2 separate regions of the Mus musculus genome follow, and region 1 is linked to region 2. A link is a loop called in an ENCODE intact Hi-C map of the cell type or tissue named here. Cell type or tissue: heart. All regions are shown on one strand. Links, peaks and the distances in the headings refer to the core of each region. The heading gives the core; the rest is flanking DNA. Region 1 has its middle 18 kb from the start of Slc35f5. Region 2 has its middle 42 kb from the start of Actr3.

Evidence for each region. Peaks named below come from ENCODE experiments on the same cell type or tissue, not always from the same donor. Only the 100,000 strongest peaks of a DNase experiment are listed, where the experiment ranks them.
Region 1: a loop joins it to region 2, with 2.0 times the contacts of the local background. A loop is called at or near these places in 2 of 42 quality-filtered maps.

Annotation. Positions count from the first base shown.
Region 1 is chr1:125,534,968-125,551,762 of GRCm38, reverse strand. No RefSeq gene overlaps it. Among named protein-coding and RNA genes, the nearest start is that of Slc35f5, 18 kb to the left of the region's middle. In heart, for the core only: no CTCF peak of the experiment used is centred there; a DNase peak (open chromatin) is centred at 9,282.
Region 2 is chr1:125,469,199-125,485,993 of GRCm38, reverse strand. No RefSeq gene overlaps it. Among named protein-coding and RNA genes, the nearest start is that of Actr3, 42 kb to the right of the region's middle. In heart, for the core only: no CTCF peak of the experiment used is centred there; no DNase peak of the experiment used is centred there; H3K27ac peaks cover 2,120 bases.

The DNA of each region.
Region 1 (16,795 bases), core at 5,013-13,012, 65 kb before region 2:
TCACAAATGTTGACTGTATGACATCATACTTCCTGCAGGACCTACCAGCATGATAGGTACGTGACTGGCTAGGGAAATACAGGTAGACTCTTTGGCATTTCTGGGGTTCTAATCCCAAGATTCCATTCAAACCCCAAACTCTGAGGACATTCAAGTCCCACACATAAAATGATACATTATAAAGCTCAGTTTATTTGATTTACTTCTTAGAAATGATTAAGTGGTTTAAGATTCCTGATTTTTTTTAGAAGTGTATATTGTTTATACAATATTTTCTTTAAATCATGTAATATACTGTGTTTAATGGGTATGTGATATATGTCATAAACTTGAGACATCCTTAGACACTTAAAGTATTAAGTATAATTGTATTCATAAAACCATAAATTCCATGATGTTTATGGGCAAGTTGGAGGAACGAGACCTGTGGGCAGTTTTAAAATAGGTCTGTATCACTGTACTTAGCTCATAGTCAGCAGTCCTTACCCTTTCTTTTACCATGTTTCCCACCAGTCTTCTTCCTGCCCTCACATAATCTCCCTCTTGCATTCACATTTTGCATATAAATAGTTTACTCTAACTTCCACACATAAGAGAAAACATATGATACTTGTCTTTATGAGTCTGACTCACTTCATTTAAAATTAAGGTCCCCAGGCTCATCATAAGTTTCATCCTTCTTTATGGCTGAATAAAATGCCTCTGTGTGTGTGTGTGTGTGTGTGTGTGTGTGTGTGTGTGTGTGTAGTGTATATGTACATAGAATAGCTATCTCTAAGCAGTAAAGGTATGTTCCTATACCTATATATGAGAACTCTATATGTTTATGTGTGTGTGCGTGTGTATGTCTGTGTGTGTATCTGTGTGTGTAGTGTATATGTACATAGAATAGCTATCTCTAAGCAATAAAGGTATGCTCCTATATATGAGAGCTCTGTTTGTATGTTTATGTGTGTGTGTGTGTATCTGTGTGTGTGTGTGTGTGTGTGTATGTCCTGAGTGTGCATTTCTGAAGATTGAACCTTGAACCCAGGGCCTTAAGCAAGCTATCTAAATGCTCAACACTGTTGTGTAAATTTTTCCTCCAGTTGAAACATTCCCGGCAGGAAGTGAGGGAAAGGTTCATGAGACTCAGAAAGTAAACACACCTCTCCTGTCTAGGAAAAAAAAAATGAAACTTTCAGAGTTCAGGAATGCCCCTCCTCAGGGTTACAGAAGCAATAAATACCTGCTGGGGGAGGAGACTGACCAGGTGAGCTGCTGAGAGGAGAGTCTGGGAACTGTTGTGCTGCCTGCAAATCCTGCAGCTTTGTGAGTGGTTACCCTTGTGGAGTAGGCTTCTTAGTAATGCATTTGAGTTTTCTCTTCTGCTGTAACACCTCCTCACTCAATAACCCTAATAGAAAATCACTGTTTTACCAAGTTTAACTTTATAGAACCATTACTTTGACCTATTTTGGCTTCTTTATCGGGCAGGAGTAGACGTGTGTGTATGTTGTGTCTCCCCAGGAAAAGTCTTTTACACCACAACCACTGAGCAACCTCACCAACCTTGGGCTTGGTTTTAATAATGGAGATACAGTGTTAGTAATGGGGAAAGTGTGTGGTTGTTTAAGACAATAAAAAATGTATGAGAAAGAGGAAAAGGTGTGTCCAAAGAGAGTCATAAAACTGGTTTGGCAGAGTAGAACAGGTTTGTAGTGAAGCAAATGAAAATCAGGTTGGTCAGGTGAGCTGTAGGAAGGCCAAGGTGCAATTTGAAATCGAGACAACTGAGTTTAGACATTAAATCTGTAGGCAATGAGAACCTACAGGGTTAGGTATAAGACATGGGCACTTATGGGCAAGCTTTCTACCACTGGAGCTCCATGCCCAGACAGAAAGAGTAAAGCAGACTTCATCAAGTGTCCATTAGAAGTTAGGCAGCAAAATGGAGATGATGTGGGAGCACCCATTGGCCCAACCTCAAGGAAATCATGTAAACAAAACTTATAATCAAGCTAAGGTGGTATTTGCTGAGCTAGAAGAAAATGAATAGACGTTTCTCAATGCCCATAAATGCCCAACAGATATATAAAAAAAAAATCTCAAAACCCCTAATCACTAGGGAAATGCAAATTAAAAGCAGGTGAGAGCCAGAGAGATGGCTCAGCAGGTAAAAAGCACTTATACACCAGCCTGACAACCTGAGTTCAATCACAAGAAGCCCTGTAAAAACCCACCAGGGTGGCCAGGGTCTATAATCTCTGCAGCTTTACAGCAAGATGGGAGACAGACTAGACTCACCAGGAAGGTTGCAGCCCAGCCAGCCAGAGTACTTACCATGGCAGAAACAAGAGACATGCTGCCTCAAACATAACATGGGAAACACAGGAGCTACTTACTGCCAGAAGCTGTCTTCTGACCTCTACATATATGCCATAGCATGTATGTTTTCACCCTGAAAAAATAAATAGCAACAGCATAGTAGGTCTGACAACTTGAGTTCACACATATCAAATAGCTAATATACAAAGAAAACAGGGGCTAGAGAGATAGTTCAGCAAGTCAGAGCTGGAATGCTCTTGCAGGGAACTCAAGTTTGCTTCCTAGTACCCACATGGCAGCGCACAAACATCTGTAACTCAAGTTCTAGGGAGCCAATGCCCTCTCCTAGCCTCCATGGGCACTGTATGTATGTGGTACAGTTACATATATACAGGAATTACATTCGTCATACACATAAAATGTAAATCAATCTTTAAAATATAATCCGTTTAAGAAATGAATCCTTTTAAGAAGACAGAAGGTAACTTTGGAACTGTATAGAGAGAAAGTCATCTCATCACTGATGAGAGTATGAATAGGTGAGAGCATTCTGGAAAGCAGAATTCAGGTTCCTCAAAAATTTTAAAATAGAACTGTGGTATGGTCCAGCACTCCCATTACTGTATGAAGCATTGGGTTCATTCAAGTTTTATTCACAACAGCTAAGATGTGTAATCAAATTACTTGTTCATCAAAAAAGACACAAAGAAATTGGGTGTCTGTATACACAGCAGGATAATAACTTTTAAAAGGAGCATTCCTCTAACAAGAAGATTTTATCCTTTATGACGTGAACAAAGCTGAAAATATAGAGAAAGGCCACTTAGACATAGATTGTCAAGTGCTGCATGATTCTACTTCTATGTGACATCTAAAAAAGTTGAATTCATAGAATGGGCGGTGGCTACTAGGATGATAGAGTAGGATGTGGGAGGCTGGCCCAAGGTAGAAAGTTTCTGTTGGATGGGAGAGAGCCACTGTACAACATAGTGACAGCAGTTAATTATAATGTATTATAGCCTTGGAAATTGCTAAGATTTTAGTTGTCACAAAAGATGCACAAATGTCATAGGAAGTAGTGCATTCATGTCAAGTCAACTTAGCCATTCTACATTATATATACTCAAATCAACATGTGCATGATAGATATATGCAGAATGTAGATTAAAATGTTAAAGGATATTTCAGAAACAATTTCGGGAACTTCAGTTTGGACTCTGCAGTAGATGGTAATATGGCATCTGAGTCATGTTTACTGTATTTGTTAGTATTCTGGATCCTAAAAGAATATTCTTGTTTATAGGAGCCACATGAGGAAAGACTGAAAGTTACAGTGTCTGCAACCTCTTAACAGAACAGTACTGAGAGTACCAGTAATAAGGGGTGTTGGTGTACATACCTAGACAGAGGATTGATAAATTTACATGATAGAGATAGATACATAGATAATTGATAGATACATATAATAGAAGATAGATTTGCTGTCTAGATGATATATTGCTACAGGATAGACACATGATGGATTTATATAAAAAGATTATAGATAGATAGATAGATAGATAGATAGATAGATAGATAGATAGATAGATAGTGGGGTGAGTGGAACCATGTCACTAAACAGAAAACCTGATAAGGTCAAGCAGATTAAGAAACCCCCCAGAATTTTCATAATTAAGGACGGTAGGCATTTGAATCTGCTTCCAACTTGGTTCCTGTCCTGGAGCACATGATGTCAATACCCATTAGTGGTCATGAAGCATAGAGTCTAGAGTTCTCCATGCTAATGAGGTATCTAGATAGACTCCAAATGTCAACCAATGAGCTTCCCTCTCCAGACATTTCTTTCTGCAAAAGGTATTTAATCTCTATCCACCCTGAGTAAGTCATATGCATCCTTTTCCACCATGAATCAACAGTTTGGAAAAGCAAGGACTGTCTCCTTCCTCAAGGACCACTGTGGGGTGGGGGAGGCCTTAGTCATACAGAGCCTTGCCTGAGTCTCCCTCAGAAGGCCTCTCCACACTCCTGGCACTTGCCCTGAGCTTAGCTGGATTTCCAACTCCTCGAGATTCCCAGCAGTGTCTGGGTGCCCCCAAAGCTTGAGAGCTCCATCCTCCACATGAGCTGGTGCCCTCATCTTAGGCTGTGTTTCACCTCCCCTGAACAGGTGTTGTGTCCCACAAACTTGACACCCCAAATGGGGAGAAAGGAATGTAGCCAAGTGCCTCTGTGTTTTGCTTCCATGACCGGCATCCTGAAACCCCATCATCAAGGTGCATAGAACCACAATAGATAAATAATAAATAAAATCAATAGAAGTTTATGAAGAAAGATAGGATAGTAGATTATAGACAATAGAAACAATTAACAAGTAGAAAGATATAGGATAATGGAGTAGACAACATATATATATATCTCTCTGTGTGTGTGTGTGTGTGTGTGTGTGTGTGTGTGTGTGTATATATATATATATATATATATAGAGAGAGAGAGAGAGAGAGAGAATCAAATGTGGCAAGATGGTTCCAACAAGGTAATCTAGAGAAACAACGTGTTCATTATATTAGTCTTAGAAACTATTCTGTAAATTTAAATTATTTTTAAAGGAATTAAAAATTCACACATATACTTAAAATATTGTGAGGAAAATTTGCTTTGGGCTAGCCCATTACAGGAAGCAACTTTTATAGCGAAGAAGAGTGAAAATGTCCTGAAACAGAAATGACACATTTCCAATGTTCTATAAGCCGGACTTAGTTGGGCTTCAGCATGGTGCGTCTGCAAGACAGAACCAGTTAATGATGGCTGTGCCTTATCAGCAACACATGGCAAAGCTCCATTGGATACTACTCTTATTGTTTTAAGATTTATTTATTCTATGTATATGAGTACACTGTAGCTGTACTGGTGGTTGTGAACTATCATGTGGTTGCTGGGAATTTGAATTCAGGACCTCTGCTTGTTCCAGTCAGCCCCGCTCGCTCTGGCTTAAAGATTTATCTATTATCATGTTTAAGTACACTGTAGCTGTTCTCAGACAGTACCAGAAGAGGGCATCAGATCTCATTACAGATGGTTATGAGCCACCATGTGGTTGCTGGGATTTGAACTCAGGACCTTCACACGAGCAGTCAGATGGCTCTTAACCACTGAGTCATCTCTCTAGCCCATACTACTTTTTTGGTTTTTTTTGTTTGTTTTTTCAAGACAGGGTTTCTCTGTATAGCCCTGGCTGTCCTGGAACTCACTTTGTAGACCAGGCTGGCCTCGAACTCAGAAATCTGCCTGCCTCTCCCGCCCAAGTGCTGGGATTAAAGGCGTGTGCCACCACGCCCGGTCCCAAACTACTCTTAATAAACCTGAATGGAGACATGCTCTAGCTGTCTGCTCCACCTGAAGGGAGAGTGTCCAATGCTTATCCCTACAGTATTTTCTGCCCATCTCTTCTTCATCATCTAAAATAGCAGATCAATGAAGAATGTGGTCAAAACAGAAACTAGGGTCTTTAGGGGGAAACTTACACTTTTTTCTATCTTTTTCTCCAAGCTATGAAAGTGGTTTTATTTCCTGACTATTACAATTTCTCTTTAAATACTTGGTATTTTGTTTGGTTTGGTTTGGTTTGGCTTGGTTTGGTTTGGCTTGGCTTGGCTTGGTTTGGTTTGGTTTTTTTTTTGTTTTTTTTTGTTTTTTTTTTTTTTGCCATGACACTACTACAGGCTCTGTATATCTTTAAAGTTTTTTATGGTCCAAAATACATCCTATATAGCCAGAGCAGTCTATCATGATCTAAAGTGACTATAGACCATTACATACATTTTTTGTTCTCATAATATAAGAAACTATGTGATTTATCCCCTAAGATTTGTCTTCTGATACAGGGGCTCATACCTACACTGGGATTTTACTATGTAGCCAAGGTTGATCTTCCTGCTTCTACTTCCAAGTGCTGGAGTTACAGGTATAGACCACTTAGGCCCCATTTTATGCAGTGCTGGGATACAATCCAGGCCTTCAGACATTTGGGGAACTACATCCCTAATTTCCTCATTCAATAAATATTTATTGAACACCAAATATTCTCCTTTAACAGCCTTTCATCATCTTAATAAATGGGCCTGCCCTCCACCACAAGGTCAGGGGCATCATTACTTCTTGTAATCCATCTTTCTTCACATTCCAGCACATCAAGTTCTGCCACTTCAAACTGAAAATATCTCTTGGATGCAGCCCTGTCACAGACTCTGTCCCTACATTCTGCTCTAAACATCACCCATCACCATGGCCCCCCAAATGCCTCTGATGGTCCCATTTTTATTCTTCGTCTACACAAACTATTCCGAGAGCAGCACCTAGAAAAATCTAAAAGTAGTAATCAGGGCTGAGAATGTATTCAATTGGGAGAGTGCCAACGTAGCATGCATGAAGCTCTGAGTTCAACTCATAAATGAACTGTGGAAGCACACGCCTGTAAGTCTAAGGCTGTACACTCAGCTACATAGGGAGCTCAAAGCTACCCTAGACAAGAGACTCTGTCTATCAAATAGAAAATCATAAGTAAATAAATAAGTAAATGAATAAAAGTAGGAGTCAGATCATGTTGGCCCCATTTGCAACACTATCATGTAGCTGCGATCATAATTACTAGTCCATACTTCTATGAGACCCTAAATCCATTGGTCCTAGCTATCTCTACTTTCAGTCCCTTAGTGTCTTAATTAATGTTACTTAATTAAGCAACATTAAAGAGTTAATGTCCACCTCCAGTCTTGGGGTCTTTGTACATGACATTCTCTTTCCTACACTGTTTGTGGGACCTTCCAGAATTGTTTCCTCAGAGCTGTTTACCTCAGTGTATTCAGTATAAAATGGTGGTCTCAACCCATCTCTCTCCCCTCCTTCCCTCCCTTGCCCCTTCACCCTTCACTTTCCTATGTGATTATAGGCTTTTTCATAGTACCCATAACTAAGAATATAGTGTGTGTGCATATTTCTGTGTACACATGTTCAGATAATCTCTCACACACATGACTGTCTCAAAACAACATACAATAATAGCTATGTTGATGGTCTAAATAGTTGAACAAGGATCAATATATGGATGCAGGTGAGTTAATAATTAAATGCTTAAGAGTAGAATTTCAGGCCTGGCAGTGGTGGCGCACGCCTTTAATCCCAGCACTCAGGAGGCAGAGGCAGGCGGATTTCTGAGTTCAAGGCCTGCCTGTCCAGAATAAGTTCCAGGACAGCCAGGACTATACAGAAAAACCCTGTCTCAAAAAAATAAAAGAAAAAATAAATAAAGAAAAAAAGAGTAGAATTTCGGGGCTAGGGTGACGGCTCAGTGGGTAAGGTAATTACTCTGCAAGCATGAGGACCCGAGTCCAGATCCCTGGAACCCCTGGAACCCACGTGGGAGAAGGGCTGAGTAGCATACACCTGGAATCTCGGAGCTGGGGGATGGAGGTGGAGACAGCAGGATATCTGGAGCTTACTGACCAGCCCAGTTAGTGAGCTCCAGAAGTTAACAGACCCCGTCTCAACAATAAGTAATAAATAGGGCTGATGAGATGGTTCAGTGGGTAGAGACGCTTGTCATCAAGCCTGATGACCTGAGTTCTATGCCTGAAACCCCCATGACTGAAGGAGAGAGCTGACTCTGCAAGGTGTCCTCTGACTCGACATGTGTGCCTACATGCATCCTCACCTACACACACACACACACACACACACACACAAAACAATAACAACAAAAGAAATAAAGGTGGAAAGGGATACAGGAAGTAGGAAAGAGTAAAAGAGAGATAGAGAGAGAGCATGTGCCAGTGTTTATGTGTGTGTGTGTGTGTGTGTATGGTGTGGTGTGTGTGTAGTGTGGGGAGGGGAATGGCTGTGTGTGTGGGGGGGTGAATGTGTGTGGTACGTATGGAGGGGTGGCAGGGTGGGGATGAAGGTGAGGGGTGTAAGGTGTGTGTGTGTGTGTGTGTGTGTGTGTGTGTGTGGTGTGTGTGTGGGGGGGGTGTTGGGGTTGAGGCCATAATTTTAGATTGAGTAGACCAAAGAAAACGCTCTGAGGAAATAATGCCAGAAGGCACCACAAACAGTGTAGGAAAGAGAATGTCATGTACAAAGACCCCAATGGCTGGAATTGTGGGAAATGGAATTAAATGACATTAATTAAGACATTTAGTGACTGACAGCAGAGCTAGCTAGGACCAATGCATTTAGGGCCTCATAGAAGTATGGACTAGTCATTATGACCACAGCTGCATGATAGTGTTGCAAATGGGACCAGCATGATCTGACTCCTACTTTTGTTTATTTATGTATTTTTTTATATTTTATAGACAGGGTCTGTAGTCTGAGATAGCCTTGAATTCCTTATGTAGCTGAAGATACCCTTGACCTTCTGATCTCCCTAACTCTCATCCTGATAGTACAGCCATATACGGTCTCTTATGCTGACCTAATCCCTAAGAGTACATCCATATTCTGCCACGCTTCATTTATGAGCTACTGGGGGCTTTGTGCATGCTGTATAGGGAGTCTACCAACTGAGCTGCATTCCTAGCTCTATAGAAAGTTGGAAACCAAGGATGGCCTAGACCCTTTGCTTCTCCTGACTCTACCTCTAAATTCTGAGATCACAGGCATGTGCCACCACCTTGGCTCCAGTCACAAGTACTTGAGGACGTACATTGTACTCTATAGTTAGTACCATGCTCACATTGGCACAAAAAGGCTCTCAGTAAATTCTTATGCACTAAATAGATTCCTGTCTCTTTGTTTACTACTTTCTTTCACTGGCCATCCATTTAAATTTTTGCTCCCAGAATCTTGCTTTTAGCTACTGCAAACTCTCATAGTTCCTTTGCAGCATTAATCACACTCCTGGAGTTTTTCCAGAAAGAAATAACACCAGCTCCTGGTTAACAGCAGAGCCCTTGGCAGCTGAGGCGAAGGACACAGATGCGATTCTGAAATCTAATCTCTTCAGCCTAACAGTTAGGCTTGCCAAGAAACTGACTCCAGACCTGCGCTCCCAGCCAGAACCTTCCATTCCAAGGTGGCTGGCCTTCCCACCAGGTCCCAGGTCATTTTCACTGGCATTTTAACTGTTCCTGTGTTTCTTATTCTGCCTTTGAAATAAATACATTCCTTGGAGTTTAGATCAAAGAATAACCCCTGTAGAGACCTACTTCTTCTATTATTTTAGTTTGTACTGTGTGTGTGGTATATATGTTTGTGTATGAGGTCATGTGTGCATGTGTGCATGCAAAGATGCATGTGCACATGGGTATGTGTATCTGTTAAGTCCAGATACCTGATCTTTATTAACTTTATTTATTTATTTATTTATTTATTTATTTATTTATTTATTTATATGGTAACCTTACTGTACTACAACGTGCCAGTTTGGCTGGACTGACTCTCAGCAAGCATTGCGGATCTATCTGTCTCTGTACACACAGCACTGGATTTATAGGTACATGCCACCATGTTCAGCTCTATGTGGGTTCTGGGGAATTCAAACTCAGGTCTTCATGCTTTCAAAACATACAATAATCCAACTGGAGCCATCTCCTGAGCCCTAATATCTTATACTTTTAAGGCTTTTTCTAGATTCAATTTTTTGATAACAAAATAATTTAATCCCTCAATGTTTAAAAGTAGTATCTCTTCAGATATGTTAAAAAAATTAAACTGACTGTTAGGCTCTTTCTATACATTATAAAATTAAGTAAAAATTGAACATTTGAATTCTGCTCTGGGACAACCTGTCATACCAGAGAAAAGGAAGTAATCAAAGATAACTGTGGTCATGGCAGAAGGATTTAGTGATATCTTCACATGATTCCTAGCAAGAGACAGGATAACTGAAGCAAGAGCCAACAGAGCAAAGAAATAGATTAAAATACATCGAGTATGCCTGAAGTTATATGTTGTTATAAATATATGAACCTCATTCGTGAATTATCTTTCTAAAGTCCTAAGTATTAGCTAGCCATTTTTTAAATTTCTATCTAGTTAATATAATTAACTATTCCATGTATTAAAAAAGGAAGGGTAGGACAGGTGAATGGCACTTCCTACTAAGATAGCCTGAGAACCTGAGTTTGATATCAGGAACCCCAGATGGTGGAAGGAAAGAACTGACTTCTGTAAGGTGTCCTGTGATCTCCACCTGCATAAATACACAAACAAAAATGTTAAAAAAAGAAAAAAGGAAGAAAGGAAGGGAGGGAGGGAGGGAGGGAGGGAGGGAGGGAGGGAGGGAGAGAGGAAGGGAGGAAGGGAGGAAGGGAGGAAGGGAGGAAGGAAGGAAGGAAGGAAGGAAGGAAGGAAGGAAGGAAGAAAAGAAGGGAAGAAAGGAAGGAAGAAGGAAAGGAAAGAAGAGAAAAAAGGAAGGAAGAAGGGAAAGAAGGAGGGAGGGAGAAAGGGAGAGACAGTGGGAAGGAGGGGGAAGGAATGGAGGGAAGGAAGGAAGAAAGGAAGGAAGGGAGGGAGGGAGAGAGGGAGGGATGAAGGAAGGAACCAGTGAACTGAGGCACCTACACTTGTCATGACAATGTTACTAGCCTAAGAAGATATGAATTCTTCCATGAGTTCCCTGCAGAGAGTGCACTGGTAGCCTTCCAATACAGGCCTGGCACAGAAAGTCCAGTCATTGCCTATAGTCAGGCCTGAAAAACTACATGTATGCTTCAAGCCTCATAAGACCTAAATCCGGAAGTGCCAAAATGACTCATGTTATGTTCCAACCCTCAAACAAGTGCTACTGTGCCTGGCTGTAAGTGGGTTCTAGAGATTTGAACTTGTGTCCTAAAGATTGAGCAGCAAAGGCTTTAACCACTGAGCTATCTCCTCAGCCACTTATTTTCTTTCAATTACACTTTTCATAACCATAAAGTTTAAGGACGACAATGTCAGATCACGGCATCAAAAGGCTGGACATACCCGCATGAAGTATTTACTAACTAGAGTATTTAACAGATACAAAACCAAAACAAACATTCACAGTCTGTGGGCTTCAAAATGCTTAGTGCAAGAAAGAGATAGGGACAAACAAATACAAATAGAACATAAGAACAACCAAGTATCTATCACACCTGGAACCAGATAACAGCTACCTAGGATGGCATTACATCAGTCTACTTTCATGTACCTCTGACATTTTTCTTAAGAAGAAAGTCACACACAGAGACACACAAATAAACTTTTTTTAAATGTTTTTTTTTATTATTATTTTATATACCCAACTCGCTCCAGCTTGCTCTGGCCCAAAGATTATTAATAAATAAATAAGTACACGGTAGCTGTCTTCAGACACACCAGAAGAGGGCATCAGATCTCATTACAGATGGTTGTGAGCCATCATGTGGCTGCTGGGATTTGAACTCAGGACTTTTGGGAAAGCAGACAGTGCTCTCTCTCCATGGAGCCATCTCTCCAGCCCCATGGAAGAGAGGCTTAACTAAGAATTATCTATGTGGGCAGTGGTGGCACATGCCTTTAATCCCAGCACTTGGGAGGCAGAGGCAGGCAGATTTCTGAGTTCAAGGCCAGCCTGGGCTACAGAATGAGTTCCAGGTCAGCCAGGGCTACACAAAGAAACCCTGTCTCAAAAAAACAAAAACAAAACAAAACAAAACAACAACAACAACAGAATTATCTAGATAAGCTGTCCTGTGGACACATCTATGAGGGATTGTCTTTATTGTTAGTTGATATGGGAAGCAGCCCAATAGGAGCAGCATCATTCCCTAGGCAGGGGATTTGGAGCTATTTGAGACTGGAGAAGGTTGAGTGAAAGCTAGCTGATCAGCAGCAGCCTGGGGTGGGGGTGGGGGGCGTTTGTTTTTCTCTGTTCCTGACAGTGAATGAGATACAATGTGATATGCTCCTTGACTTCCTACCTTGTTCCAGAAACAGTGGACTGTGACCTGGAATTGTAAACCAACAAACCCTTCCTCCCTTAAGCTGCCTTTTGTCACGGTATCAGAAATGAAAGTAGGACACAGCTTTAAAAAAAAAAAAAAAAAAAAAACACCTCTGGTATATCTGGTATGTAGTATGTTTTGTACCAATATTAAACATTAACAGAATCTAAGTGAGTTACTACTATGAACAGAACCTCTGGTATTTAGAAATTGAAGCAGAAAGTTTTATCTCTTTATGTTATTAGTGTGCAATTGTGTGTGTAATATATACTACATATGCTCCTATAACCACAATTATATGGCTTGAACTCACAAATTCATTTGAAATGCTGATGGGCATTTTAGTGATCCATACAGTACCTTTAATGCTTAGAGTGGTACAAATCTCAATTGGGAATTTGGTTATATGGTTTTAGACATTGTTGGTTAGGGCTGGGGAGAGGGCTCAACAGTGAAGAACACCTGCTGCTCTTGGGGAAAAAAAAAAAAAAAACAAAAACAGAGTTTGGTTCCCAGAGCCCATATCAGATGACTCACAAGCACCTGTAACTCTAGGGATCCAATGTCTTCTTTAGGTCTCAGTGGATACACATATGTCACACACAGATCATACACACATATGTCACATCCACACAAATAAATCTTATGTGGTTTTGTTTTGTTTTTAGAGTGAGTATTGAACTTAGGGCCTCCCTCATGTTAGATAAACACTCTACTGCTACATCCAAAGCCTCCCCCCCCCTTTATATATTTTAAATTAAAAGAAGTCTGTCTTAGGATTTCTATAGCCGTGATAAAACACCATAACCAAGAGCAAGCTGGAGAGGAAGGAGTTAATTTCATCTTTTACTTCTGTGGGTATGTCCAGCCTTTTTAACAGTGTGTCATTGAAGGAAGGCAGGGCAGGAGCTGATATTGAGGCCATGGAGGAATGCTGCTTACTGGCTTGCTCCCCATGGTTTGTTCATCCTGCCTCCTTGTACCATCTAGGACTACCTGCCCAGGGTAACACCACCCACAGGGAGCTGAGCCTTCCCACCTCAATCAATGAAGAAAATGCCCTACAGACTTGCCCATGATGGGAACATTTTCTCTATTAAGATTCCCTCTTCTGTGATATGTCTAGGTTTGTGTCAAGTTGAAAAAAAGAAAAGGCTCAGACCTCAACAATAAAGCTGTCTTTGTACTAGTAACCCCCCTGCTTCAACCTATGGAATTATAGGTCTATGTGGGCAGGCTTGACTTACAGAATTTTAAAACCTGTTATATGCCAGATCCTCTCCAAGAATCAGTCGCCTACTCTTCAGGGAAATATTAACATGCCTTCACAAGACTTTCCCTGAAGGCAAAATACCATCAGCAATTGTAAAAAAAAAAAAAAAAAAAAAACACCTCAAAATTCATTATTCCAGGCACAATAAAAATGAGTAACTGAATAGAAGAGAAAGAACTGCACGACACCTGAATGTGAAAATTCCACCCAGTGTTTCAGCTACCGCAATCGCACGCCGTGTCTTATCTTCTCACAGTTGCCCCAAGTGGCTTCTCTCAGTTACTCCAAGTGAACGCTGTGTTCTAGCTTCTTTTCTGTTGCTGTGGCAAAATACCCTGACAAAAGCGATGCAAGGAAGGGCTTACTTCCTTGTTAGGCACAGTCTGCCATGTCTGGGAAGTCAAGGCAGCAAGAGCTTGACGCAGCTGGCCATATCTTATCAGAAGATAGCAGTGAACAGCAGGCTGATGCTTGCCCACTTTCTCCTTCCTGTACAGTCTAGAATTCCAGTCCAAAAAATGATCCTACCCATAATTATGATGGAATTACCAGCATTAATTAGTGTGGTCAAGATAATCCCTGACACATTCTCAAAGGCTAATCTTGATTCTATGTAATCTTTCACTGTGTGTCCAGGGGCCCTGCTCCTCAGCAATTCTAGACTCTGTCCAAGTTGACAATTACACTAGTTATCGTATTCTGTAGAGACAGTGATTTTCATCTTCACAGTCTATTATTGAACAATCTGCAGCTGTAAATAACCAGATCCTGTTGCCCTCTTCATACACAAACATGTGAAAGCCAGGCTGATAACACTGCCTGGGATAGCTTTATGTGTGGATGTGCATAACCCTCAAACTGGAACTGTGCCTTTTGGAGAATCCTAAATGTACAGAGAATCCTGTGCAACAGCATCCGATGCCAACACTTGTTGCTACACCTCAGTGGCAGGATACCAAATACTATGTGGGGTAATTCCAGCCCTTGCTGTCACACAGTGATTGAGAGGCAGAACAGCTTGGTGAGAGGGTTGGTTGTTGGCTTTGCCATACAGTTGAGTGTATACCAACTTTCGACCCATCCCAAAGTGATAAAAAAGGCCATGCAGGAAACACCCTCAATCCTACAGTACTCCTACATGAAACTAAAGTGGAAAGGGATATAAATGAGAACCAGCAGCCATGTGACCTGGAGGAAGACGCTGTTCAGTGTCTTAGCTTCATCTATAAAACAAAGATCATAACTGTCCTGACTGTGACACAGGGCTGTTAGGACCACCAATTACACAGTGTTCTCTGAGATGGCATTGAAGACGGTCTAGCTCTAAAATAAGGCATTATTAGCATAATGTTATATGAGGTGGGGAGTATAGAGATAACAAAAAGAATAGTCATCACACTTCTATTACCTTCCATTGTTTCTATTTAGATAATCAGATGCTGGGGGGGGTGGTTCCCTAATTTTTCTTCTTTGAGACACAGGTTTATTTTCACCAAGTTGGCCTCAAGTTTACTATATAATCAAAGATGACCCTGAACTTCCAATTCTCCAGTGTTCATTTCCATGGTGGAATTTCAAGCAGCCACCACTACACCAAGTTTATGTGGTGCTGAGGATAAATCTCGGATGTTCGTACATGCTAGTCAAGCACTGCCACTGAGCTACATCCCCATCCCCAGCTGCCCTATGCTGTCATGTTATTTTGTACTGTGGGAGCACATTCACTGGGACATGGGGCTCGCAGATTTGGCTGGCAGGCCACTGAGCCCCAAGAGTCTACTTGACTCCACTTCCTCAGTTCTTGGATTACAAGTGTACACCAAAACTGTTCAATTAGAGATGAGCTTAATATAATTTTTCAATTTGAAGGAATAAAAAGAGATTAAAAGCATAAAGTCTTCATTTTCCTAGCATAAATTTGTAGTATCTGGAGGAAGCACACACACAGGAAGAACTGTATGAACTGGCAAAGCACAGAAGCATCTAGGGGTCATTTCAAGTCTTCAGAGCCAAATGCTAGTAGCCCTTTCGAAACCCAGAGCCATTGCCACTGTGTCAAGTCACTTTCACATTCCCAGCCCACAAGATAGTGCAGCAATAAACATGTATAGTCACCGTTTTAAACACTAAGTTTTAGGATAATTCATTTAAACCAGTAGTTCTCAGCATATGGGTTATGACCCCATTGGTGGTCGAATGACTGTCAGAAAACAGAAATTTACATTATGATGCATAACACTAGCAAAATTACAATTATGAAGTAGCAATGAAAATGAACTTTATATGACCTAGTACAGGGGAATGCCAAGGCCAAGAAGTGGGAGTGGGTGGGTAGGGGAGCAGGACAGAGGGAGGGTATAGGGAACTTTCGGGGTAGCATTTGAAATGTATATAAAGAAAATATCTAATAAAAATTTTAAAAAAAGAAAAGAAAAGAAAGTGATTGTATGGCTAGAGAGTGACCACACATGAGGAACTGTATTAAAGCATCATGGCATTAGGAAGGTTGAGAACCACTGCTCTAAACTAATAGCACAGGCTATAACACCTTATCTCAGAATCCCTACCTGGTCCTCTGGGTACCTTCCTAACATCACTTTACATGCCCTTCTCTGTCTGGCTACATAAAAGAGTATCCCTTCCCCCATTACAACATGCTCAGTCCCCATTTTTCTTATACCATCTTACGTTGCCATTTATAACAACCTGACATACTCATTATCCCCACACTCAAACAAAGGCGAACAGAGAACAGAGACTGCCCTGTTCATTGTCTATCTCCCAGGTTGGCAATGGCATTTGTCCTCTCATATGAGAACAACAAATATTTGTTAAGAGAAAGGGGAAATTTAAATTAATAAAGGGGCTGGGAAGAGATCTCAGTAGGTAAAATGCTTGCCATGCTAACATAAGGGCCTGCAGTCAGTCAACAGAACTCACAAAAAGAAAAAAAAAAAAGATCTAGGAATAGTAGCATGTCTGTCTGTGATCCCAGGAATAGAGACACAGTCTGGAGGATGCCTGGGGGCTCACTGGGCACCTAGCTAGCCAGTTATCCAGCTCCAGCATCTATGAATGCTGCCATCTTGAAAACCAAATTTAATGGCTGTTCTGAGGAACAACAGCTGAGGGTTTCTTTCAGTCTCTTCATATATATGCAGTATGCACACATATGCTTGTACAGTGCATGCACACACACACAATCAGAGAAGGAACATCATAAAATCATGGGGTCCTGCCAAGAATATCAGAGTCAATTTGGCCTTGAACATAG
Region 2 (16,795 bases), core at 4,406-12,405:
TTTGTGCTTGTGGGAATATCCACCACATCCACAGGGGCAACTGGATCAGGAGCCTCATTCTTGCAGCGTCTCACCAACCTCTCCAGCACCCAAAGAGGTTCCGTCTGGTCCTGTGGAAACACACAAACAGACCCTCTCGCCCACGTCAACACCTGATCTGGTTGATCCTCTCCAAATCTCCGGACAGAAGGTCCACCTACAGGTGGATGCTGAGGAGGCATAGGGAGGAGGCATAGAAGCTAATTCGCCTTCCTCCTCCGCCTCGGCTCTTTTGTTTCGTCCTTTCTGTTCACCTGATTTTACTGTGTCTTCTTTCTTTTTCCTTTTTCTTTTTAAGCCCTTCTCCTTTTCCGACATACTTTCTTGTTGCTCTATAAGGATTTTCTGACCTGTCTTGACTGCCTCTACACACAGTTTCAAACAGTAACAGAGTCCATATATCAGAACAAACAAGACCAAAACTATCAGACCTACCCACAAAGGGTCAATGGGAGAAAAAAGCATAACTACACAGCGAGGATCTATTGATCACTACACTGAGGTTATCATAGTTCCTTAACTTGTCCCCAAACTGGGAACCTTAACTTGTCCCAAAACCAGGAACCTTAACTTGTCCCAAAGCCTGCCTGCTTCCTAGCAACTTTATATTCGCCTCTATTTTATCCGAGGTCCTTCCCAAACTCCTGGGTTACTTTGTGCCTACTTCCTGGCAACTTTATGCTCACCTCTATTTTATCCAAGGTCCTTCCCAAACTCCTGGGTTACTTTGTGCCTACTTCCTGGCAACTTTATGCTCACCTCTATTTTATCCGAGGTCCTTCCCAAACTCCTGGGGTCGCAAGTTTCACTCACCATGAACTTACCCTGCCGGCAACCACTGACTGCTGAAAGTTCTGAACTCGGTGGGGGAGTCAGTTCCCCGTACGGGCCACCAATTGTCGCGCCTGCTCTCGACCAGCAAGAACGATGCGACCACCAGTCCTTCTAACAGCAGTTTATTCAGTCTTCATCTCTCTTCTTTCTCTTCATCAGTACCTTTCCCCAGCTGAAGAGTTCTGAATCCACGCCAGATCCTTCTCAACAGTCTGTTTTACAGGAACTTTTATTAACCACTCCTTCCCCGTGATGCAGTTCTGAATCCTCCCTGTAGCAGGGGGTCTTCGCTCGTGCCTGAAGATGTTTCTTTTCCCGGGTTTCAGCACCAACTGTTGCGCGCACTCAACAGGCCAGGAAGAACGACGCTGCTACAGGATCCTTCTGCACACATTTATTCAGTCCTGTTTCTTCTTTCTCCATATATCTCCCTTGTTTATATCTCCCCTGTTTATATCTCCCTTGTTTTTATATCTCCCTTGTTTATATATCTCCCCCGAACCCTGGGCCTCTCACTCCTTTTATACTCTCTCTCATCCACGCACTGCAGGCCATGCCCCCTCGCCAGTCACGAGGCTTCAGCTAATCAGGGCAGCAGGGGCAAATCTCCACCAAATTGGATTCACCTGTATCCTGGTACACCTGCGCAGCACTCAAGATGTTTGTGTCTTATATGAGGAAGTCAGGTGCAAGTCATATGACTTAGCTGCAGTCCCTGGCGCCTTTGGGACTGCCGCCACACCCGCTCCCCACATGACCAAAACAAACTTAAAGAAGAAAGAGTTTATTTGGCTTATTTACATATACACGGAGGGAAGCTAAAGCAGAAACTCAGACTGGGCAGGAACCTGGGGACAGTGGCTAATGTGGAGGCCTTAGAGGAGAATACTGCTTACTGGCTTGCTCCTCATGGTTTGCTCAGCCTGCTCTCTTATGGAACCCAGGATCACCAGCCCAGGGATGGCACCACCCGCGGAGAGCTAGGCCCTCCCCCATCAATAAGTAATTAAGAAAATGTCTTACAGGCTTGCCAACAGTACAGTCTAATAGAGGCATTTTCCCAATTGAGGTTTCCTCATCTCAGGTGACTCTTGCTTGCCTCAAGTTGACATAAAGCTAGCCAGGGCACCAGACATAGTGACACACACATGTAACCTCAGCACTCAGGGTGTCAAGGCAGGAGGATCCGAAGTTCAAAGTCATCCTTAGTGGCATAGCAAATTCGAGGCTAGCCTGGGCTACATGATACCCTATCTCCAAAGAAAAAAGAAATGTGTATATTTAGGGCCCGGAGAAAAATTTTAAGGCACACACAGTCAAAGGTTATTTGCAGGGAAGCAAGTGAGCACACCTGTCATATGTAGTTACCTTTGGTTCCTTTGTTTTTGTATCCAGAGCAGCTGATTCTCCTCACCCAGCATGGCTGCCAGAGAGAACTCACGTTCCTGAGGCAGTGAAGCCCCTCTCTGGACTTTTCATCCTATGCGCCTCCTTCTGTAGATCACCGACCTACAATGCCCTCGCCCTTCTTATTAGTCCAGAGAGCTTGCAGAATCAGACAGACCACAAGGCGATCCTTCAGATGGAGCTAGAAATGCCAACAACAGGCACCTCCTTCGTTATTTTACCTTAGCAGCATTACAGTGCACCATTGTGTTGTTAGGGCTCCTTCTGGGTGTAGAAGCCAGGCTTCCCCCAACACCACCTCCCCCCTCCCCCAAAAAAAGGCTACAGAAAAGTAGAACTCTGGGAAAATCCGCTGCTTTACAGAGTAACACTGACTTACAGGATCATAAGCACCTACCTGAGGTGTGATTTTATCTAATTAGTTAAACAGACTGCTAGAGTAACTGGTTTTCAGAAGCCCATACTAAGTTTTCCGTGCAGTGGGGGAAGATGATTAACTTGATAATGATTTGTGAGCACCTGTGTTTCCAGCTTTGCACTGCGTGTGGAATTAAAACTGTAATTGGCTAGTTCTGTAGTGTTCCTTACCTTGGTGGATCTGAGTGTGAGATTATGCATGACTAAGCCTCTCCCACAAGTCAGTGCAAGCCGAAGAATTTTCTTATTAAGGCTGGTATGCAATTTGCATTTTAGCAAGAGCACAGAGATGCTTGCAAGGAATCTTCCCAGGCATGTTAATCCAGTCTTATGATTATGTGCCTCTCTCTCCATGGGTCAGTATTGAATTGCCTCCACAGCTACTCTTTGTGTGTGTGTGTGTGTGTGTGTGTGTGTGTGTGTGTGTGCGTGTGCGTGTGCGGGTGCGGGTGTGTGGGTGTGGGTGTGCTTAGAGCTCAGAAAAGGGCATCAGGTGTCCTTTTCTGTTCCTATCTGCCTATTCTTCTGGGGTGGAGTCGCTCCCTGAACCCAAGCTAACACTGTCTCTGCTGGGCTGGAAGCCATCCAACTCCAATCAGGCTCCTGTCTCTGTCCCTGGAGCTCCAGGTGCACACTGAACATCTGGCTTGTTATGCAGCAGCTGGATGTGGACTCCGATCCTCACGACTGCACAGCCAGCACCCTTAGCCACTGAGCAGTCTCTCCAGCTCTGCAAAGAGTTATTTTAGGACCATTGTAAATGTGGCCATCTGTTCAGTTTTAGATGTATCAAATATCAAATAACAAATAAATTATAAGTTAGATTCAATTATGAAGTCATTAACATACTCCACATAAATAGAAAATGAAAGGCAAGAGCTGTGTTAAAATGGGAGATTATATAGGCATGTTTATCTTCTCAATTTTGGGAAACCCCATTTAAACTACTCAATTGACAGATATTCTAGGCATTGGATGTCATAAATATAGAAGACCATCTGAAAGCTAGGAAACTATGATGACATAAACTCACATCTCCATGCAAGAGATCCTGGCACCTGGGAGTCTGTTAGTAACAAATTCAGACAGTGTCTCAGTATGGGCCTGATGAGAGGACAAAGGTCCTTTCACCTACATACAGATCACTAGGGAAACCAGGAATGTTAAACACACAGGGCCTCTTCTTAGTGGAGGAGATAAAATATTTGTTTTCCTGCCCAGAAGGCTGGGAGTGGATTTTCTTAACAACCTGGTGACCTATTTGCTATCTACAGAGGTAGACCTCACCAACCTTTTGCTGGAGAGATGGACCTCCCAATATCCCCCAGAGTGGTTATCCCAGACTCTTCCCTCCCTAGAGTGTAACCTATCCTTAAAGGGGATGTCACATGTACTTATAGCCTGCTGACCTCTCTGCCATCTTGGCAAGAGACTAAGCTACAGAAACACTCCCCCATCCCCACCCCTTGGTCACATGTAAAAACGTTTCTCTGCAGTCACACCTTAAGTTTTATTGTGCGCCTGGATTTGGAATGATTTTTATCTGGAAACCTCTTCCCAAATTGTACTGTGCTCTAAATATGTTGAGGATGAACTGCTTGGCATTAGACTCCCCGAAGTCTGATCCAGGCCGATGGAGTCAATCTGAACTGGATTTTCATTCTCATCTCTTTGGGACTCACTAATGACATTGACACATGCAGGGTCTATGGATGGGGGGAGGGCTGCTACCAAGCCTGAGCTCTCTCTGGATTCTAACACTGCAGCTCTACAGAGCCTTCTGTAGAAAGAGGCATCTAGATATCTCTCCTTATCCATATGACACCCAGGGGAGTGCCTCCTTTTTAATTTGGCAAAAGAGTAGTGGTTTATTCCCAGAATTGGAGAAAAATGATGACTGGACACAAGAAAACCATTGAAATTGAGAGATCTGTACTAAAAAACAGATGAAATTAATCTACACAGATTCACTGCTGAGAAAGCCCAAGCCCAGGTTTGAGCCCTCTCTGCCTTTCCCATCCGTGGGCTCAGGATATGTTCACACTCCTGGAGGGACATTGAAGTATCCTTTCTAGGAAACAGGGTTTGTATGTGGTGATGGCTCTGACACTGGATGTGTCCCTGTTCATCAAGCCACCCTGATTCCTCTACAGTTGAGCTCACAGCTAACAGGCCCGGTTCCTAAACCAAAGCTTCCTATCTTAGTTCTAGAAAATCACCCTTTTAATTTCATTTTTTCCCACATGTACATAGTGTTCATGGAGGCCAGAAGAGGGACTCAGGCTGCAGTTACAGATGGTTGTAAGTCACTGTGTGGGTGCTGGAATCAAACCTGGGACCTTTGGAAGGAGAGCAGTCAGTAATCTTAACTGCTGAGCCATCTCTCCAGCCCCTAGGAAATCACTCATAAATATTATCAGAAGCAAATACTACAAGATATCTTCCCAAAGCCTTTATCTGGAAGATGATAAAATTTAAAAACTCTTAGGGCTTTGGAATCAGCTCAGCTGGTGAGGTGCTTGCCTCAAAATCCCGAGGAGCTGGATTCAATTCTCAGGACCCAGACTCAGTGGTGTTGGCCTGTAAGCCCAGCGTTACAAGACGATTGGCAGAGAGAGATCAGCAGATGTCTGGAAGCTAGAGGGCTAGCTACTTTGCCAGCATGGTGGAACTCCAGGCCAATGAAAGGGCCTGTCCCAAACAAAAGTTACAAAGTACCCGAGGACTGACACACGAGGTTGTCCTCTGAATGCCATGTGGGCACCATGTACTCTTGTCCCCACATCTCCCACACCCACAGAAACACATACACACATTTAAATGTTACATAAAGCAGGGCTAGGAACGTGGCTAAGCTGGCAGAGTGCTTGGTGAGCATGAGCAAAGCCCTGGGTTCCATCCTCAGCACAGCATGAGTTAGGGACGGTGCCTCACCCTGTAATCCTAGCACTGGGGAAAGGCAGGCAGGAGGATTAGAAATTCAAGGTCATCCTCAGCTACAGAGTGAGATGAGGCAGCCTTGGCTATAAAAACCTTGCCTTTAAAACAAAAAGTGTAGTAAATAATAGCACTGTTCTGAAAGTGGTACATCTTTAGAAAAAAAAATGGCATGGGAGGAAATAGCCTGTAATTGTTCCACAGAGAAAGACTGTGCTCTTTATAGCAGCTGCTTGGTGATAGGAGCTGAGAGCTTGAGTGTCAGGGGTAAGCAAGCGGTAAGATGGCTATGAAATATAATGTGGCAAGGGAGTACCTGGCAGGGACATGCCAAGAGATGTCTCTGAGTACTTAGCCATGCAACAGATCTGGTATAAAGGGGGGATTACTTGGAAAAGAGAGAGGAGTAGGACTCCGGAAAGGATAGAGGCAGCTAGTAAGCCATGAGGGCAGAGCTTGGGGGCAGGGGAGGATGGGCAAAAACAGAGAGAAACAGGGCTCTAAGTGCAGAAAGAGAGAGAGAGAGACAGACAGACAGAGACAGAGATAGAGAAAGACAGAGACAGAGCGACAGAGACAGAGTGATAGACAGAGACAGAGACACAGCTAGGGTGGCAGGCAGTCCTTTTATAAGCAATCCACACCTGGTGCACCAGGCAGCCATAGCAGGTGATGGCAGCAGATGATGACAACTGTTTGACCTTCCATTGTTAAGGTCTTCTTGCCTCGAACTTCCACTTGCAACACATCCATGGTTTTGTCCCAGGGAAATGTGGGACCTCCATTCATAGTTCCTAAAGGAAGCACACAGGTTTTGAGCATATGTGTAGAATTTATAAAGTACCTACTAGAGTGCACATTCAGGTTTTTTTTTTTTTTTTAACTAGCAAGGGCATACATTCAAGGAAATTTGATCAGCAGGAGTTTGATCACTAACTGATAGCCTGAATGGTCTTGTAGATGTGAATGTGTGGATGTCTTTTACTGTTCTGAACTTGGAGTCAACGCTGAAGTTGACTAGAGACTTCTTGCAAGAGCTGGAGGGATGATTCAGCAGTTGGAAGTCCACGCAGAGGACCCCACTTTGATTCTTGGCACCCACAGAGGATCACAAACTCATTGTAATTCCAGTTCCAGGGGATCTGATGACCTCTTCTGGCCTCAGTGGGCACCTACACACATATGCACATACCCCGACACATCAAAATAATTCAAGATGAAATAAACCATTGAAGGAGGAAGAGGACAAGAGAGGAGGAAAGAAAACCAGAGACAACGCATAAAACTCCAGATCTCTGGCTATTTTTAGAGCCTCTGCAGGAGCTGGCTATGTGGCCCCGTGATTTGCCAGACCTAGTGATCACTTTAGAAGAGTGGGGGCGGGTAGGGGAAGGTATTAGTGTGGCCATGGAGTTTCTAAGGAGCTTCCTGTGAGTCCTCAGTTCAGCGCCACCTCATCTGAGTCAGGCTCGCTCACCCTGAGGCTGCCTTAGATTGAAGCTGTCTCCCGAATGAGCAGAAGCACCCATTCCTAGGCACAGTGGATGGTCTGTTATCTACTTTACACTGCATCCCTGTCCCAGCATTACACTTCCTCTCTGCCAGTGCTGCTGAGTGACAGATGACTGGAGATTTGTTACTAGACCAGAAATCGAGATATGTGCCCAGGAGTCACCATTCTCGGGTATATCCTGGCTAAGGAGTTTCTTGGCTCTCACCCTGCTCTCTGAGAGCAAATGATCTATAGTCCAGTTTTGTGGGCTGACATTCCAACTATATACAGCTTTTCTCTGTTTCTATGTGGCTATTGTTTTATATATGCTTCCTTCAAGCATAGCATTTGAAATCTAAAGAGTACCAAGCAACACAACATAACAGGCTTGTTGACTGAGTCAGGGCATATCTGTGCATACTCTTCTTTCCTCTTTTCTTCCTTTCTTCCTTTTTTCCTTCCTTCCTTCCTCTCTTTCTTTCTTTCTTTCTTTCTTTCTTTCTTTCTTTCTTTCTTTCTTTCCTTCCTTCCTTCCTTCCTCCCTTCCTTCCCCCTCCCTCCTCCCCTTCCTTCCTTCCTTCCTTCCTTCCTTCCTTCCTTCCTTCTATACTTCTCTCTCTCCCCCCCCCACCCCCCTTAGCTTCAGTTCTGGGATCCAACCCCCTCTTTTGGCCTCTGTCTGCACTGCATACATGTGGTACATGTATAGACCAGCAAGCAGACATTTACATAAATAAAAATAAAATTGGAATCTTCTTAAAAGTTGGATTTAAGTACTGATTTTGTTATTGCAAATGAACTAAGCAATCTGTTTGTTAGATAACAGTGAGTGGAGAAACAAACCAAGCCCTGACGCAGATTCATAGAGGAGAAACAAGAGTCTCCCCGGTGCAATTCAGCACAAGGTTAAGTACTTGAGTCAAATTACAAGGTTAAGTCCTCGAGTTAAATTAATAGAGCAACGATGCCTCCGAGGTACAGTTCAGCACAGGGTTAAGTACTGGGCCAAGGAAGTTAGAACCTGAAAACATCAACCCTTGATCAGAGGTCAGAGCCTTGAAAGGGAGTCATCCATTGGGGATTTGTTACAGAAAGGGAAACTTACTTCTTAGCCACAATTTATTTTATTGTGGAGACTTATTTATAGTGAAGGCTGAAAAGAAATGTGAACACTGGATGAGTTTGCATGTGTGTCTGTCTGTGTACATACATACGTCTGTCTGCATGAGTATGCATGCTCCTATGTGCCTGTGGGGATACGCATGTGTGCATTGTGTGCAGTTTGTTGTGTGCATGTGGAGTCTAAAGGCTGACTACAAGTATCTTCTTCTAGCACTTCTTTATTTTGTTGAAACAGACTCTCTCGCTAAACTTGGAGCAACTCATGGATCCTTCTGTCGCAGCCTTTTCTGAGCTGGGGTTATAGTCACATCCAGCCATATCTGACTTTCCCTCATTTGCTGAGGGAACTGAGCTCAGGAGTTTGTGTAGCAAGCACATTACTAACTGAGCCATCTCCCAAGACCCGAGCAAAGAACCGATAGCTATCCAAAGAGAAGTTTTCAGGCAGCAAAGAGTTAAAAGGTCACTGTCCAGCTGCATACAATGGTACTTTGTGTGTGCAGGCCTTAGAAAGAAGTGGTAACCAGAGCTTTTCCCCAGTGAGATAAGATAAAGAACTTAAATAAATTAATCATCATGGTTCTGCACATGATAACAGGTTTGGATGACAGAGGGCGAGGCAGCTGCTGGAGAAGACAAGACGTACAGACGTTTCTACAAGAGAAGTGGGTTGCACCCTTTAGAACATTGTGCTTCGTGGAAGGGAAAACATCAATTAGATGGAAAATTGGACAGTGTTAGGAATATGCCCTCAGGGGAGGGGGCAGTGCAATTATACATATGATGTTTAAAAAAAAAAAAAACCCTTTCAGGTACAAGAACATTAACACCAAAGGTGGTTTTCTATTTGAACAATTAATACGTGGATATATTTTTCTTGGAATGACTATAATATGTGTAGGGGCAATATAAAGTCCTCTCAACTGTTTATCACTTAGTTTGGGTACACACACGTGTGTGTGTGTGTGTGTGTGTGTGTGTGTGTGTGTGTGTGTGAGTGTGAGTGTGTGTGTGTGTGTGTGTGTGTGTGAGAGAGAGAGAGAGAGAGAGAGAGAGAGAGAGAGAGAGAGAGAGAGAAAGCCAAAGACAGTTCTTCAGGGGTTGATTCCTTCCGTCCACATCATTTTGAGTCAGGACCTTTCTTGTTTCCCCTGCTGCACTGCATACTTCAAGCTAACTCTTATCTCTGCCTTCCATCTCACAGTAGGAGAGCTGGGATTACAGAAGCGAATGTGAGGTTGGCCCCAGACACCAAAGTTCCTGGTCCTCAGACTGCCACAGCCGTCCCTCTTACCAGCTGAGTCACCTCACTGGGCCCCTCCCTAACTCGGTTTTAGACATCCTCCAAGTTCATGTCTTTCTGAGCACTGAAATACAAATATCACAGTTGAGCATGAGGATTAAGTCAGAAAAGAAAGCTTGGGAAATGACAGGGGTCACCTCCTTTTACTAAGCACTTGCTGCTGTGTTCTGGTTTCCACATAAGGTATTAACTTGACAAATGTGTCCCGAGTAACTTCTAACTCCTGTTGTGAATATAGCAATGACCTCAAGGGCATTGCCACCTCTAGCCTTGGCATCATTTTCTGCCATAGACTGATAAGGAAAGGGAGACTCAGAAAAAATTACACAGCATGCTTAAGGTTACTTCCTGTCAAGAGGCAGTGCTGGGTTTGAGATCCAAGTAGCCCTTCAAACCTGAGGTCTCCTTGGACAACTATCCCGGGGCTTTCAAAGCAGTTATTTTAAAAGCTGAAGTTCTCAAAGTATATGACATACCTGTATACTGTAATGTCCTTATACTATAATGCATGTCTGACTGTGTCCTATAGATTACTACCACATGCAATGAATATGCACCAATGATAATATTAAAAATTTACAAAAAATGAATAAAATTAAGTCCATATCTCAATGCAGGAAAAAAAAAACATGGATGGGCTCTTTCTGGTTCCTTTGGTGGCTACGGGCTAAAAAACTTGGGGCTGCTAAGTTGTGCTTACCAAGCATGCACAAGGCCATCTCCAGCATTACATAAACCAGCATGGTGACCCATGTTGTGTGATCCCCACCACTCAGAAGGTATAGATACGAGAATCAGAAGTTCAAGTACATCCTCAACTACTTGGTGAGTCTGAGGGCAGCCTGGGCTACATGAAACCCTGTCTCAAAAACATAGAACTCAAAACAGCAAGAACAAAAACCCGTGAATTTGTTTTACCTGGAAAACTAGATGAATTTACTTATGTGAAATCCCTCACTGGTCAACAGTATAGGGGCAGATAGGGAACATTAGTATCAGTGGCGATCATCAAAACAGATCCCGAGTGGAGAGAAAAACATTACTTTGATGGAAAAGTGGACGCTGCTAAGGATATACAATATGGTAGAGAGTAGAGCCCAAACACCAGCTCTGTGCCTTCCAAGCTGTAGGATTGTGCCTCATTGTGCTACGTCAGTAAGACGGAGATATTGATGAGTCTGTGCTCATTAGGTTTTTGTTTTGTTTTGTTTTGTTTTATTTTGTTTTCTAATTTGACACAAGTCAGGGTCATCTGGGAAGAGGGAATTTCAATTAGAAATAATGCTTCTGTCAAATTGGCCTGTAGCAAAGTCTATGGACATATTCTTGAGTGTTGATTGATGTGGGAGGATCATGACATGTAGAGCACAGTTCTCACAGCTAGGTGTGCTGGTACATGTCAATTCTTGCATTTGATTTTGAACTTCCCAGCTAAGAATTGCAAGTAATGTGTTTGTGTTCTTTATAAATGGTGGACTCAGTCCACCGTGGGTGGTGCCATCCCTAGGCAGCTGGTCCTAGATGATATAAGAAAGCAGGCCCAGGAAGCCAAGAGGAGCAAGCCCACGAACAGCATTCCTCCATGGCTTCTGCTTCAGTCCCTACCTCCAGTTTCCTTTCTTGACCTCCCCAGCCTCGGCTTCCCTTGATAATGGACTCCAACCTGTAAGATGCAATAAATCATTTTTCCCAAGTTGCTTTTAGTCAGTGTTTTATTTCAGAAACAGACATCAAGCCAGGATAGGAGCCATGTCTGTAGTAGTCATAATTCTAAGAGAGCCTCAAGACCTCTCTGATGTATGGTGTTTTACCCCACCCAAACTTGCAGGTTAGATGGTGTGGCAGTTACTTTTCAATGATGAGATAAAACATTATAGCCAGGACAATTTGTGGGGAAAAAATAGTTTATTTTGGCTTATATTTCCAGAGGGGCAGTCATGGGGAGTGTCCGGGGTGGAAGTGGAGGTGGGTTACCGCAAGGAGCTAGATCAAGAAGCTAAGAGATCATATCTTCAACTGCAAACATGAATAAAATAAATAAATTAAAAAAAAAAGAACAAAGTGGAAGTGGGCAAGGCTATGACCTCTCAAAGGCCACTCCCAGTATATCACTTCCTCCATCCAGACTGCATCTCCTAATGACTCCATGACTCCACTAACAAGCACCATCAACTGGGAACCAAGGGTTTAAATACCTAAGGCTATGGGGAACATTTCTCAATCAGACCACCACAAGTGGTATGCAGCTTGACTCCGGTTGTGATTAATCAAAAGAGGTGACCCTGGGAGACCCTGGCATCATCACCTTAGTAGAAGGCAAAGCTTCTGAGAGCCACTTCCAGGCCATGAGAATGAAACAGACCTCAAGGGGAGGAGCTACTTATCAAGAGGTTGAGGGTGGTGACTTCCTGGACTTAAAGCAATCCCGGTTGAGAGTTAGCAACAGAACAAAGACCTTGGCCATCGATCATCAGACTAGATTGGGCATAATAAGAATCTTTGACTTATTAATTTATAAAGAACACAAATGCATAACTTGCAATTCTTAGCTGGGAAGTTCAAAATCAAATGCAAGAATTGACATGTACCAGCACACCTAGCTGTGAGATCTGTGCTCTACATGGCATGATCTCTCCCACCCTTTTTTATTGTTGTTGTTTTTTTCTTAAATCCCTCAGTACCTAGTTTCTTCATGTTAACTGACTTGCATACAAGAGTATACAAGAAACCTAAGAGTGAATAATTTTCAGATGGATAAAATTGTCCATTAGATGGCTTAGCACAGAACCTCTATACAAATAGAGATGCTACAGAGACAAACAGGAACCATGTCCTAGAGATGTGGTGTGGAACTTATTGCTAATAGTGTGCAGTTTGGGGTTAGGAAGAGGTAAGTACTAATGGACATGAGTGAGCAGAAACCACCAGAAAGCCGAGATCAGAGGTGTGCACAGGAAAGCAGAACACTCATTAAGAACAGGCGTGGAAGTCACAGTCTGGCCACCAGTTATGAGATCTCTGAACTCAGTAAGGAAGGAAGTCTGTTGCTCAGAACAGTGACTCTTCGTTGATCACTTCTAGTTCCCCCACATCTTTCAGTGTCCAAGAGATCTGACTCACTCACTTTGCCAGATTTCCCAGGAGGGTTCTACGATTTCTACAGTCTTTTATTTCCACAAACACTACTCCTAGCCCATCAACTGAACAAACCACTATTTTTCATAGTCAATTTTTTTTGTTGTTGGTGGTGGTATTTTCTTTTTCTTTTTTTTCTCTTATCTTTCATTCTTTTTCTTTCACTCTATAGCCCTGCTTGACCTTGAAAATCCTCCTGCCTCTGACACCTGAGTGCTGGGATCACAGGTGTGTGCTATCGTTCTCAGTTCAGATGACCTTAATAAATAGCTCGGTAGCAACATTGGTTTATTTCATAGATATTATTGCCAAATATTGAGCTACTAATAGTACATGTTCTAGTTCTTTTAATTTCTTCACAACCCAATGAAATGAGTTGCTGCAATCTGAATCTTCTTCTTTCCTTTCTTCTTTCCTTCCTTCCTTCCTCCCTCCCTCCCTCTCTCCCTCCCTCCCTCCTTTCCCTCCCTTCTGTTCTTTTTTCCTTTGACTCTCTAATCTCTAAACTTAGACTGGCCTCCAACTCACTATGTAGCCTGAGGATGACCTGAAACTTCTGGGTCTTCTGCTTTCACCTCCAGAATGACGACTTTAGAGGCGTGAGCTATCACTCCTGGCTTATTGGGCACAGGGGCTTAAACCTATGTCTTTGTACATATTAGGTGTGTTCTGCCAACTGAGATGCATTCCCAGCCCTTAGTCTGAATCTTTTTGTCCTCTCCAATTTCATGTGTTGACTGCTTAATCTCTAAGGCAGCTCTGAGGTAGGACATAAAAGGAGGAGTTCATCTCATGAATAGATTAATATTAATATAACAGGGCTTACTTGAGTGGGTCTTCTGCTCCAGTTCCCCCACCCCATAAGGAACAGCATCCCTGCTCTCTGGAGATACAGCATGTAGATTTCATCTAGAAAAGGATCCAGTCCTCTCTCCAGTGCCAAACCTAAGGGTACCTTGATCTTGGATTTCCAAGTCTCAGAACTATAAAAGATAACTTTCTGCTCCTTATAAATTACCCAGTTTGTGGAGCTCTGTTATAGCAGTAAGAAATGGACAAAGATATGGGTTTTCATTTATGCTCATCAGTTGACCAATGGAGAAACCAAGTTTAGAGTCCTGAACTTGTGGGTCCAAGATCATATACATCCTACAAGAGCAAAAGCTGAATTAGATAGCTGCAATTTCCAAATCCACGTTATGTCTAATTCCAATAGTCAGAAAATGAGGCTATTCTAGGGAGACACTTGTGTACATCCCTTGTCCCCAAGTAATTAAAAGTTCTCAAGGACTCTCATGCTGGGAGAATGGAAAGAGCTGGTGCCAGCTGGAAGAGGAGCTTGTCTCCTGGAAGGAGATTTCATGCTGTTTTGACAATTTGTTAGATCATCTTGCAAACAAAAACAAACTGGAGCTGGGGTGGTGATGGGTCAGTGACTAGAGGGACCACGCCTTATCCAGGACTGTTTAGCTATGCATCCTTCTTTCCCTCTATTTAAAACGAAACCTATGTCAAGAACCTGAAGATGAACTTGAGCAGTGAATCTCTGGACCTCTTTGTTCATCTTCTCAATGTGGCCACATTGAGTGAATCCCCTTTCTCTGCTTCCCATTGATGGGCCTCCACTTCACTGGCCTGAGGATGGGTGGTGAGTTGAGCGTAGCGTGTTAGGGCTGCCAGTGGCCAGGCTCTGATCCTAACAACTCCAATAACAATTTTGGCAAGATTACCCAATCTCTTTGAGTTGTTTTTAAAGCAGACCGTAGAGGCCAACTCAATTCATAAAACCAATAATGTAGTGATAATGATGAACAGGAGGGGTACACTTATCACTGATATCATGTGTCAAAATAAAAGTCGACATGCTTCTAGCTGAAACTCAAAAAGCAGAAGTTCTAGTAAGTTCCCCCAAAGAAAGAAATGCCAAGTGGACATTAATTACTAATTTTAGTAGCAAAATATGTAACTAATGTTTCATTTTAATGTATGCTTGAAGAAAACATGTGGGTTTAATGGTAGCCTTGGTTTTCATAAACTTGTTTTGTTCACAAAGTGCTAAGTTGCTTAGTAAGGAATTCTCTCACAAAGTTTTTAGAAGATGAATGTAGAAGTAGAAAAAAATGGCTTTGCATAAAAAAAGAGAAACAAAACTGTAGAGGTTTTTTTAAAAAAATATGTGCAAGAAAAAAAATATGAGAATAGAAAATCCAATTCTGAGAATGTTGCAATAGTACTTCAAATTTACTTCCTGGTTGAAGCAGAGATATTGAGATGTTGAGATGTTGAAAATGTGTAACAGGGAAGCAGAGGTGATGGCTCAGCAAGTCACGTGCTTGCCTTGAAAGCACAAAGACCTTATTTCTTCTGCAAATTGGTTTTATTTATTTCCTATAAAATTGGAGGAGGCACATGGAGGAGGAGGCAAGTGTGTGGAGGTCAGAGGACAGCCTACTGAGTCTGCTCTTTCCTAATAAGTGGCTCTCAGGAATTGAACTCAGGTCATCACTGGCACACAAAGACTTTATTTCCATCCCTAGGATCTACACACACACACACACACACACACACACACACACACACACACACACATACAATCTGGGCGTGGTAGTATGTGATCCTAATCTCAGTGCTCTGAAGATGGAGACAGAAGGATACTCAAGGCTTGTTCTCAGCCAGCCTAGCCTGCTCTACAAATTCCAGGTTGGTGAAAGACCCCCACACAACATGAAATGAATAATGTTAAATGTTAGTCAGCTCTGCACGGACATGGACTTTTATATTTCCCTCCCTGCTAGATATTCAGAAGCCAGAACAATCTCTGGCATATACTTCCTGCTCAATAAAAATCTGTTAAATGAAATGACTAAGCAATCAAACTTAAGGGACTGGGGGTGGGGGTGGGGGCGGTTCTCCAAATTTAACTGATACGTGCATTTAAGCAAACCACTTAGCATTTGTTCATTATTTATTTAAAAGAACTTGCAAGAAGATACTATTTGTCCTGCCAGATATAAAAGCTAACAGCAGGGCACTGTTTAGAAGTAGACAATAAACCATCCGGACAGACCGGGTTGCTAAAGAGACCACTATCATGAGCATACATACCCGTGTGCATTCCACAAACCTTGAAATACAATTAATTTTCACAACAACCTGATTGTCATAGACCGAGCAAGTATTCAGAAACATCAAGCATTTGGCTTTATTTATTTACTTAGTAGCAAGGTCTCTCCGTATCACCTAGACCAGCCTAAAGCTCATTACATAGCTCAGACTGTTTTGAGCTTGAGATCCTCCGGCCTCGGCCTCCCAGATTACAGGCAAGCGGCACTCTAATAAGCAGCATAAGCATCTTTCTAACTTTTGTAAAGATTCCTCTTTATTATTATTTTTAATTCTTATGTACACTGGTGTTTTGCCTGCATGTGAGGGTGTTAGAACCCCTGAAACTAGATTAAAAGACAGATGTGAGCTATCACGTAGGTGTTGGGACTTGAACCTGGTTTTCTGGAAGAGCATCGAATGCTCTTAACTTCTGAACCATCTCTCCAGGCCCCAGCATAAACATTTTATTTGAGATTGGTTATTTTATTTTATTTTAGTCATTTTATTTTATTTTAGTCTTTTTATTTTCTTTTTAGACAGAGTCTCAATCTGGCCTGGAAATTATCCCATAGACTGTATTAACTTTGAACTCATGTCAATCCTCCAGCCTCAGCCGTCAGTCAAAGTGCTAGAATTACAGGTGTGATACATCAGTGCATGTCTATCATAATAAACATGGAAATTAAAGGGCTAGGGGCATAGCTTAGTACTAAAGTGTGTTCATTTGCCTGCCTACCTGAGGTCCTGGGTTTGATGGACTCCCAGAACAAGAATCAAAAGCAAATGGCAAAGCTAGTAAAGAACATTCACAGAAATGTAGGTGTGAGTGTGCATGTGTGGGTGTGCGTGTGTGGGTGGGTGCCTGTGTATATGCATGCATGTTTGTGTGTGCATTTGTTTACATGTGGAGGTCAGAAGGTAACTTAAGGTGTCAGTCCCCGCCTCCCACTTTGAGAATTAATTTCTTTCTTTCTTTCTTTCTTTCTTTCTTTCTTTCTTTCTTT